3 separate regions of the Homo sapiens genome follow, and all the other regions are linked to region 1. Evidence: chromatin contacts called from ENCODE Hi-C or POLR2A ChIA-PET data. All regions are on one chromosome and are shown on one strand. Each heading gives the region's core, a stretch centred on a gene start or an enhancer-like site at or near the end of the contact. The rest is flanking DNA. Distances are from core to core; before and after follow the strand shown. Region 1 holds the start of LARP1B (La ribonucleoprotein 1B). Region 2 has its middle 40 kb from the start of LINC02615. Region 3 overlaps INTU (inturned planar cell polarity protein).

Region 1 (3,585 bases), core at 641-3,140:
GCCCGCCTCGGCCTCCCAAAGTGCTGGGATTACAGGCGTGAGCCACCGCGCCGGCCCATTTTTACTTTCTTAAGTTGCAGTTACTACAATCAAAATAAAGCACCGACGGCCATACAGCATTGGTCAGCATTCAAATATAGTGGCATAATCTTATCTCCTCTAAAGGGAAGGAGAGCTGACAATGTTAGAAAACCATTTACCTAACGTGCAATCCACGCTCGCATGTCAACTATCCTATTTCAATTATTTTCCAGCACACTTATAACTTAAAGCACTTTATTTTTTTTAATTATACTTAAAGTTTTAGGGTACATGTGCACAACGTGCAGGTTACACATGTATACATGTGCAGCCATGTTGGTGTGCTGCACCCATCAACTCGTCATTTAACATTAGGTATATCTCCTAATGCTATCCCTCCCCCCTCCCCCCATAAAGCACTTTAAAAACCACATTTAAAGTCTCATTTTTAATATGACTGCTCAGCAGTGTTTTGAAAACCTTTTTTCATCTTATTTCACAAAAGACTACAATCGCGCTTCCACTTACGAATAAATCCCCTTGCTCTGACTTGCTTCAATCCTTTTATGTAAAAAAAAAAAAAAAAAAGTCTACCAAAACTTTCCCATACGAAGCACTGCAGTATCTAAAGTTAGCTACTTTCCCAAGTCACTAACACTGGGGACAAAACACAATCGCAACCGCGCCAGCAGGGATGCGCCGCCAAGCTACCACCTCCGTGCCCCCATCAGGCAAGGAGAACCTGAGGTCCCACCTCTTCCTGCCGCTCCCTTCCCAGATGCCCATGTCTGTAAATAGGCAGAGTGAATGACACCTTGGAACAAATTACCTCCGACTGACAGGGAGGGGAGGCCTGCCGTTACCCGGGCCTGGTGCCCGCTACCGCCGCCACGCGCCGGCAAGTCCCGCAAGTCGCCCCTGCCCGCACCCTGCCAGTGCCCAACGCAGAGCAACCACAGACCTGCCTCCAGGGTTTCCAGCGGGGGCGGTGGCGGACCTGTCGTGTCTGGGGACAGGTGCTGGGGAGGCTTTTTGGTCCAGGGATTTCCCTTAGGCGGCAGCAGCGGCGGCTGCCGCTTTTCCGCAGGGCCAGCTGCCACCTCTTCCCGGGCGTCCTCGGCCGGCGGATCCCGCAGCAACGGCGGCAACGGCGACGGCGGCGGCGGTGGCGGTGGCGGCTCCCCGCCGAAAGGGCCCCCGGGCCCACGCGCCTTGTGCGCCAGGTGCAGCGCCAGGGGCCTCACGGGGACAGCCGCCTGGGGCACGCTGCGTCCCAGCACCAGCGCCGGCGACGGCTCTCCCCGCGCCCCAGCGCTAGTGGCGGCCGCGGCCCTCTCCTCCCTCGCCGCCTCTTTGCCCTCACATTCGGGCGGGGGCGGCTGCTCGGCCGGCCGGTTCGCCGCGGCCAACAGCGACTCCCTCTCAGCAGTCACCGCGGGCGGATCCTCCCGAGAATGGGCGGCGGGCATCGGGGCGCGAGTAGACATCGTCCCTCTGCCCCAGCCGCCCCAGCCGGGGTGGCCCCGAGGCCAGGGAACCCGACTGCCCGTCTCTCCGCCGGGACACCGGCCGGCTCCAACTGGGGACAGACAACCCGAGAGCCCGGCGGCCGTGGCCGCCGCTGCCGCCGCCCGCCGAGGCCGCGCAGCGCCCGGCGTGACGCCCCTCCCCGCACCGAACGGAGCGCCAACCGCCCGCCGGCCCCGTCCTCTCCGCGACGCACGCCCCGAGCCCGCCACCACGCGCCGGGAGCCGCAGCCGGGAGCCGCGAGCCCTCACCTGGCGCAGGGCAGCCGCGGAGGCGCAGCACGCCGAGGCCGAGGAGCTTTACCCGAGTTGGGGAGGCGCGAGCAGCCAAAGCTGGTAACTGCCCGCGGAGGCGTGGAGACGGCGAAGAGGGGCGGCCCGAGAGCACGGGGCGGGGCCTCCCTGAGGAGCGTGACGTGGCTACTCACCGGGTCCTTCTCTCGCCGGGCCTCCCGCGGGAGCTGACGGATTCGCCCGCCCGGGTGCCGCCCGGCCCGAGGGTCTGCCCCGCCCCAGCTGCCCTCCGAGTGCGAGGGAGGACGAAGGGGACGACTCCCGGCTCACTGGCTGAGGCCGCCCCGACTGCAGGCTCAGGGGCGGAGCGCGCACCAGGCCTCTGTGGCTCGCGGCTGGCTCGCGGCCTGCCCCCGCGGCGACGGCGGCCAAGGGCCTGGGCGGGCCGCGCACATGGCGCTGGGAGGACCGAGCGCTCGATTTGCCCTTAGGCCCTAAAGCTGGGTCGCAGCTAGGCTAAGGGAGGGGACGCGGTGTCGACCCCCGGCCTGGGGCAGCTCCCAAGTGAAGTGGGCTCCGCGGCCCGGCCGCTTGGCCCGCTGGCGCCCGGCGCCTCCCCCAGGTGAAAGTTGCCTCCTGGCGCCTCGGGGCACCGCGATCACCTGTAATCTTGAGCCACGTCCCAGATGAAGGGGGAGTTACCTCTCGGTAACTGTTTAGGAAACCTTTGCCCCAGCGTTCGGCTTAGTGCGCTTCCCCGCCCGCATTCCCACCCACCAACTAAAAGAGTTCTAAAGCGTTCCTGAGTAAATTAAATAGTATTTCGCCGGCTTTTAAAATTTTTTGTTACCTGTTTCTTTAATTTGGGTAAATAGCACTTAATTACAAATTAACCATATTCCCAATAGGTTTTTTCTTCCTGGAATGGATGTTAAAATGGTACAAAGACGTTTTGATAATAAATCGGATACGAGCTTTCTACTTGGCACTCACATTCACTTAGAGATGATACTCGTTTCATTTTTGAGTCAGTGTTTGTGTCCTGGTGCAAGGTGGCTGAGAGCAGGTTCCGCCGCTGATTTTTTTCCGAGCCCCCCACCAACCCCATAGCCTTGTTAAATAAATTATCTGTGCTCGCCTTATGTTTGGGCTTTCAACCCCCACCCCCCACCCCACGCCCAATAAGTCGCTTCAATTACATTCAACTTGACGTTAATATTTTTTGCTTACTCAAAAGCCGTATTCGGCACAAATAATTTTCCTAAGGCTAATAACCTATTCATACATAACAGCTATAAACAATAAGGGTTTTCTTGTTTTCCGTGTCAGTGATCTCCAGTTTGCCCAACCCTAAGCAACCTGGCGAACCTTGTTGCAATTAAAAGGGGATTGTACTTCCACCTATATTCCCATCCATCTTTACTAGCTCTGTTATTAGTGGCGCTTTGTATTTTTTATTGGTGGTGGTGATGGTGGTGGTGGTGGTGGTTTGAGACAGAGTCTCACTCTATTGCCCAGGCTGGAGTACAGTGGCGTGATCTCGGCTAACTGCAACCTCTGCCTCCCAGGCTCAAGAGATGCTCCTGCCTTAGCTTCCTGAGTAGCTGGGATTACAGGCGCGCCACTACCACCCGGCTAATTTTTGTATTTTTAGTAGAGACGGGGTTTCATCAGGTTGGCCAGGCTGGTCTTGAACTCCTGACCTCAAATGATCCACCCGCCTCGGCTTCCCAAAGTGCTGGGATTACAGGCATGAGCCACCGCGCCCGGCATTTTTTTTTTTTTAAGAGGTAGTCTCTCTCT
Region 2 (3,594 bases), core at 976-3,475, 330 kb before region 1:
GTAATTTTTTCCTCTTTTTTCTTTGTTGATTATTTGTATTTTCTAATTCATCTTCCATAAACATATATTATTTTTCTAGTATTCAAAATAAGAATAAAAACAGAGTGAGCAAAAGCAAAAAATTTCCAGAGAGCAGTCTTGCTATATTATATGATGTTCCTTCAAATGACACCCCCTTGAACCAACAAGTACCAACGATAATATTCTTGAGAAAGGGCAAGACCACCACAGAAGAGCAAAAGGGATTAAGAACACAGGGGAATCACAGAGATTATTTCACAGTCTTGCAGAAATGCTAAAACCTGCATAGTGACTGTGCTGAGCAAAATGTCACACTGAGAAGGCTCTGTGGGACATCAGCGTCTATCAGGTCCATGAGCAGTAGGACCCCCCAAACAATTGCAGGTCCCAAGCAGGCTTTGCAACTCAGTCAGAATTTTCCTTTTTGCAAAGGTATTCCCAGTATTCACATTGCACATGTGTTTAAGTGCTAATTAATTGGGTGTAAATAGAGGAGAAATCCATGTAATTCAAGCTAATGCTATCTGTGAATGTCATTTTCCAAATTGAAGCCCATTTGGTTCTAGATATCAGCCAGACTACAAAGTAATCATGCACTCCAAAACCTGTCCTGCCCCACTAATGGGAAAACATCCTTAAAAAGCCCATTGAAGAGGCTCACCTGGATTTCAGGTAACATCTTTCTCACCTCCACCTGGTGCCTTTGATATTGAGGAAACCACAATATCAGAAACTCTGATCTTTCCTTTTAAAAACCTTCCCAAGGATTGGCATTCAATTCAGAATCATCAGTTCCTATAAACTACAAGTATTTTACATGCACTGGAGATCACACCAGCTTCAGTTGTCATGTCCCAGGGTCTTTACTGTGCCAGAGGTGACGAGCAACCTCGTGTTGTCTAGTCATTTCAATGTACATGTCATAGCTCAGGCATGTCCCAACCCAAGGCAGCGTGGTGTCAGTGGAAGAAGCTAAGATTCAGGCAAGAGAAGGGCTGGTCCCTAAGGAGGAATGGAGGTTGGGGTGAGAGACCCCAGTCCAATGAGCAGTATTTGAAGTGGAAAAAGCACATTTGGGCTCACATCAGGAGTCATATCTCAGGGGATCCAGTGTCATGAACAAGTGAGGGACAACAGTTGGGCATAGGTAAAAGTTTACCTGCAACCAACCCCCAACCTACATGGCATTTCCAGTAGCTCCATCTCTATCTGAATCATCCACCTGGTATTCAAGTTCATGTAAGCCCTTAACTATCTCCACAGGGTTTGTAATTAGACTCCTCAATCTCAGCCCTGGAGCTCAACAGGCAGCACCCCCTTACACTACATGCCAGCTGTTGTCACGCATTGCAGCTTTTCTCCCAGGCTTCCATATTATGGCTTCATTACATATGGCCACAGGGTGAGGAAAGGGCATCTGACACATATATGAGCCCCACACTATGTGACCTTGGGCAAGTTACTTTTATAAACTTCAGTTTTCTTATCCAGAAAATGGGAGCAATAGAGTTCCTTCATCTTAGGGTTGTTATGGGGATTAAATGAGATAATGAATGCAAAGAATGCCTGCCACGTGGTAAGTACTCAATAAAAACAGGATGGTGGATGGATCTTCTTAACCCTGGCCACATGCCTGGAACCCAACCTACCACAGTGGTTCTCAACCAGGGGTGATTTTGCTGGTTGCATTAACTGAGAGGGGCTGTGGGGCTACTAACCTCTAGTGAGTAGGGGCCAGGGATGCCACTCACCATCCTACAATGCACAGTGCAGCCCCGCAATAAAGAATTATCTTGTCCAAAATGTCAACAGTGCCAAGGCTGAGAAACCCTGTCCTGCTAGTAGCTTCACTTGACTTCCTTCGGCCCATGCTGCTACTGTGTCCCCCACGTTGGAGTGGCTTTGGAGCCCTTCCCAGGACCGGCCCATCCCACTGTCTCCTGAGCTCCCATTTGTGAGACTGTTTGTCAAAAGGCCGCCAGGCTTTAGTGCCCTGACCTGAGTCCATAACAGCAGGAGACAGGCAGAATCACCAGGCCTCTCTGACCAGAGACAGGCAAGAAACTGCCTCCTGCAGGGCTGTGGCAAAGAGCCACGTGAAAACAGGCACAGCAGCCAGTGGAGCGTTCCACCCAAACTGGCTCCACACCAGGCCCAGACCATGAGTCACCACCACATGCTGCCGCCTCTCGCCACGACCTTTCTTTATCCCTTCATTAGCCATAAATCTTCAGGAGCAAAACAGCAGAGAACAGACTGGGAAGGCCCTGGCAGAATATCACACCAGGCAAATGCCCAAATCAAAATTCAGAGTTAAATGCCCGGGCCCTGGATGAATGCCAGTCACGGCAAAGCAAGGCTCCCCCGAGCCATCCCTGCAAACCAGGGAAGTGGACAAACGGAACCTCCACTCTTGCCATAATTTAAATCATGTGACAACACTGGGGCATCCTCTCCAAGAGAAGAAACAGATGTGTTTAGCAATACCCAGATGGCTGGAGACAAACTGAAGAACCTGTGCAATGTTTGCCTCTAATTCATGCTTGCACCAAAAGTCCCCGACTCCTCTAATGTCAAATGGAATTAATATTAAGTCTTTCATGCAGTGTTGTGAGAAACAATTGACACAAGTTATTAAGTGGTGCTTTGACTCAAAATAAAGCAAATTTGGCTTTTTTGTTTTCTGGTTGTTTGCTTCCTTTTTAGAAGCAAACCATAATGCTGGGGAAAAGCCTGGCAGAGGCAGCTCCTCCTACACGGAAACTTTACTCTGCCCAATCTCACTGGAATTGTCTTTTTCAAAGTGTAGTTTCTAAGCACCTGTGTTAGAAGTACCTAGAGAGCCAGAAAACAAGCAGATTCCTGGGCCCTACCAACAACCTACTGAATTGAAATGTTTGTGAATAAGGCTTTGGAAGGTGCCCTTTTAACAAGTTCCCCACTTGAGTTTTATACCCCCTAAAGTTTCAGAACCTTGTAACAGTGAATAAACCCTGGGACAGCCCAGCCACTGCCACTATTTCCAGCAGTAAGAAGACAGACTGGGTCCTTAGCTTGCTTCTTTCCTCTGCCAATGGTACCCCATCTTATGCAAGTGAAGCTTCTGGACAAGACAGGACAGACCCGGAATGACTCATCTGAGCTAAACTGTCCACCCTCACACTGATGTTTATAATACTGACAGCAGCAAATTGCCATTTGTCCTTCTTGGTTTTGTAATTTATGTCAACATTCTCAAAGTTAAAAGAGCCTGAGTGTTTCCCTTTCACAGCTGGATGCTGACGGCTCTGAGCAAACTCCCATCTCCATTGCTTGTTACCAGGGAACTCATGATAAACAAACAGATCTGACCTTAAATCAATCTCTCTTCCCCTCACTCCTCCCCTCACCCACAACAACTTTTTTGAGTATTTAATGTGTGCTCCAGACATTCACATACATTTTTCTTGCAAAAGGTCTTGTGAGGAATTAGCTCCATTTTACAGATGAGGGAACTGAGCCACTAAGAGGCCATGTAAGAAACAGAACTGATGCTCGACTAGGCTTTCTGACTCCAAACCCAATGCTCTTAAC
Region 3 (3,662 bases), core at 859-3,358, 360 kb after region 1:
CTGTTTGTGATATTAATAGCTATTGATGACCATTGCCTAGATCCATTAATTCATTGAGGGACTGCAAAATGGTGATATTCCAATTCTGTCAGTCTTTCTTGACATTTCAGTTAGACTACTTTCATAAAAAGAAGCTCTCCTTCACCTCTGTTTGGTAACCTTGACATATGGTTTAGACAAGAAAGGCAGGATAAATGTCTGATTTTTCTTCATTTAACAGTTTTCACAAAAACAAGTTAGTGCCCTCATATTCTCCAAAGTTGACTAGTAAGTTTCCTTTTTTTTTTTTTTAGTATCATTATGCACTCATGAGCTTATACATATCTGATGTGTTTCAATCTGTTGTAGTTATTTCCTTATAGATGTTCAACAGGGAGCCTCTTCAAGTTGTCTCATGACAGTTTGAGCTCTACTATAACCCTATTAATTTTTGGAAAGCTTTCTGAATTTCTGATATGACAAGATGTTCTCAGACTTATCTTGTGCATTTTCAGCCCCAATTTTGAATGAGCCAATTCTTGAGGAGTCCTGGTTCCTTTTGGTGAGAAATGTTATTTATACACCATGGTCTGGGTATTAGTGGTACTTATCGCTACTGCGATGGTCACTATTGCTAGGCCTTTTCATTGGCCATAGCTAGGAAATACAATAATTAAAAGATTAAAAACGATATTGACACTTCCAATTTAAGTACAGCTCTACAGGGTTCTTATTTAACTTAATCAGTATTACATCTATATTTATTTTCCTCAAAAGCTTAGTTCTCAGTGACACCAGTGTAATTAATCATTTTTAATCCCATAATATACATTATGTAACAACTGTTTAAACTCAGTAGAAAATCCTAAGGCAAGCAAAATAGATTTTGTCACTGTCAAAACAGAGGCCTAATGTGTATTTCAAGATTATTATATATCCACTTGGTAAATATTTAGAATAATGACTGTTATACAAAATAATTCAACATTGAGCCTTTTATAAAATCCACTCCTTCCCTTACCAGTTCTGCAAAATCTGCAGCCTCCAAGTCACTTAATGCCATGTCTAATTCCATCTATGTTAAAAAAAAAAAAAGAGTAACATAAACATTTGACTCATATTAGTTACTTTTTTAGTAATGGCCATATAAAAAGTGCTTAATTACTACTTGAAAAATTGAGTATCTTTCTCTTTTGTGTTACTTAGGAAATGTCTCAAAATGGAACATATTGTTTTTAAGCTTTGCCACTGTAAAACAGTTTACTTATTTAACATATTGTTTTTAAGCTTTGCAAATATAAAACAACTTACTCATTTAACATACCATATTTCAACTAAATCTCAATAACTGCAAAATGGTCTTCACATGTATTCAATGCATAGTAAATTTATGAGCTTCAAAAGTTGCTTTCCAGTTTTAAGTTAGAAATTAATTTAACCCTTTTGATTTCATAGAAGAAAATGAAAATCAGTCTTAAAGTAGCCAACTTATTTTGAGTTGTTCTCGATTCTCCATTTCTTGTATATTACTCAATAGTTGGATTCTTGAAAAATATCAACATTCTTCCCTGTCTTTCTCCTGGACACAACGTTTTGCATTCAAGGGTTGTCAATCTTTATTCCTAGATTAAAACACGAAGGCAAGTGTTCCTCTGGAATCTGGCACAGTTCAACTACCCCACAGAGTTATTAGAAAAAAAAATCTCTTACTTAGGATTTGGGTTTTGTTTCTATGGAAATTGCCTGAACTCTTTCATGTATCACCTTTGTTCTTCTTTGAAGCATTCCAAATTTAAAAACAGAATAAATTTAATCTGAAGTTTAATCTGTAATACAAATATATATACAAATGAAAACTATCGGCAATTGAATTGTGTGGCATACATGCTATTTGTGAATAAGAATCCCTTTTTTTTGAGATGGAATCTCGCTTTGTCGCCCAGGCTGGAGTGCAGTGGCGCAATCTCAGCTCACTGCAATCCGCCTCCCAGAGAATCTTTTTTTTTTCTTTAAAGGCCAAGGCACTCTCTGCAGGACTGTTTCACACACTAACTGTGTCTTACTGAGATGACAAAAGCTTTTGAAATATTAGTCATGCCTTTCAATGCTTTTCACACAGTATGAGTTATTACTCATTTGTGACCTACATTTTTCTGCATCTAGCAAATACTTCAGGTTCCCTTTTTTTGTGGCTATTAGTCTGTCTTGTGAAAAACCACAGGACAAAAAATTACCAATTTGTGGTATTTGATCTCAGAAACTGTTCAATGAGTTGCTATTCCTGCTACTAAACTCTACAGGCTAATTAGTATACAAGATTAATATATATGTTTGTTTATATTCCTTAAACGAAAACATACAAATATCTTTTCTCTTAATTATTTCACTGTACCCTAGGAAAATATGATTGAAAAAAGAATATCAAAATGAGGAAAATTCTCAAATATCTGGGAAGAAAAACTAAAGTAAGACCTCATTATATACTAAACCTGGAACAAATAGGTTTTTTCCAAGTTAAAAATAACTATTTAGTTTGTTTTTAAAAATAAACAAGCAAAAATAACTATTTCCACCTAAAATTGCCAGGCATGTTACCTCACACACGACTTTTTTTTTTTTTTTGAGACAGAGTGTCCCTCTGTTGCTCAGGCTGGAGTGCCAGTGGCACAATCTTGGCTCATGGCAAGCTCTGCCTCCTAGGTTCATGCCATTCTCCTGCCTCTGCCTCCCGAGTAGCTGGGACTACAGGCGCCCGCCACCACGCCTGCCTAATTTTTTGTATTTTTAGTAGAGATGGGGTTTCACCGTGTTAGCCAGGATGGTCTCGAACTCCTGACCTTGTGATCCTCCCACCTCGGCCTCCCAAAGTGCTGGGATTACAGGTGTGTACTCCCAAAGTGCTGGGATTACAGGTGTGAGCCACTGCGGCCGGCCTCACACACGTTTTTAACTAGATTTCTTTTGTGGACATAGTTTCACTCTGGTTGCCTAGGCTGGAGTGAAATGGCATGAACTCAGCTCACCGCAACCTCCGCCTCCCAGGTTCAAGTGATTCTCCTGCCTCAGCTTCCCAAATAGCTGGGATTACAGGCATGCACCATCACACCCAGCTTATTTTGTATTTTTAGTAGAGACGGGGTTTCTCCATGTTGGTCAGGCTGGTCTTGAACTCCCGACCTCAGATGATCTGTCCACCTCAGCCTACCAAAGTGCTTGGATTACAGGCATAAGCCACCATGCCTGGCCTTTAACTAGATTTCTTAAGGCATTAAATTCCTTAATATTTTCCATTAGAAGATACATACTCAATAAATCCTACTTTTTAATACAATGAGAAATCTCAAGAGAAATGGAATCAACCTAAGTGTTCATCAACAGATGAATGGATAAAGAAAATGTGCCATATATACATAATGGAATACTATTTAGCCATAAAAAGAACAAAATCCTGTTATTTATGACAACACAGATGAACCTAGAGGGCATTATGTTAAATGAAATAAGCCAGGCACAGAAAGACAACTACCACATGATCTCACTCATATGTGGAACCTAAAAAAGCTGATATCACAGAAGGAGAGAGTAGAATGGGAATGGTGATTACCAAAGGCTTGGGTAGTTAGGGGAGAGGGTAAATGAGGAAATGTTGGTCAAAGGATATACAATCACAGATAAGAGGAGTC

What was found. Hi-C counts contacts between places; a loop is a spot of excess contacts on that map. ChIA-PET counts read pairs that join two places held with the same protein, here RNA polymerase II (POLR2A). Pooled maps may share reads with other maps.
Region 2: a map of sigmoid colon shows a loop between it and region 1 (6-fold over the local background). The contact joins the enhancer-like site here to the promoter of LARP1B in region 1. A Hi-C loop is called at or near these places in 1 of 168 maps with a recorded cell type or tissue (sigmoid colon) and 3 of 50 pooled maps. POLR2A ChIA-PET finds 5 or more read pairs at or near these places in 3 of 52 experiments (MCF 10A, PC-9 and activated CD4-positive, alpha-beta T cell).
Region 3: a loop to region 1 is called in a pooled map, with 5 times the contacts of the local background. The contact joins the enhancer-like site here to the promoter of LARP1B in region 1. A Hi-C loop is called at or near these places in 2 of 50 pooled maps. POLR2A ChIA-PET finds 5 or more read pairs at or near these places in 3 of 52 experiments (H1, PC-3 and activated CD4-positive, alpha-beta memory T cell).

What each region holds. Positions count from the first base shown.
Region 1 is chr4:128,059,617-128,063,201 of GRCh38, reverse strand. It overlaps LARP1B (La ribonucleoprotein 1B), which reads right to left and starts at 1,890. Exons shown (of 20, transcript NM_018078.4): 1 at 1,801-1,890. RefSeq lists enhancers at 808-1,666, 1,667-2,525 and a silencer at 984-2,483.
Region 2 is chr4:128,385,787-128,389,380 of GRCh38, reverse strand. No RefSeq gene overlaps it. Among named protein-coding and RNA genes, the nearest start is that of LINC02615, 40 kb to the left of the region's middle. RefSeq lists an enhancer at 512-1,711. Within about 2 kb of position 2,225, at least 27 of the 41 ENCODE cell types and tissues checked have a DNase peak (open chromatin) inside an H3K27ac peak, as active enhancers do; they include PC-9 and sigmoid colon, where a contact is called at or near this core.
Region 3 is chr4:127,697,402-127,701,063 of GRCh38, reverse strand. It overlaps INTU (inturned planar cell polarity protein), which reads right to left. Exons shown (of 16, transcript NM_015693.4): 9 at 1,001-1,054. Among named protein-coding and RNA genes, the nearest start is that of SLC25A31, 31 kb to the left of the region's middle. Within about 2 kb of position 2,108, at least 3 of the 41 ENCODE cell types and tissues checked have a DNase peak (open chromatin) inside an H3K27ac peak, as active enhancers do; they include PC-3, where a contact is called at or near this core.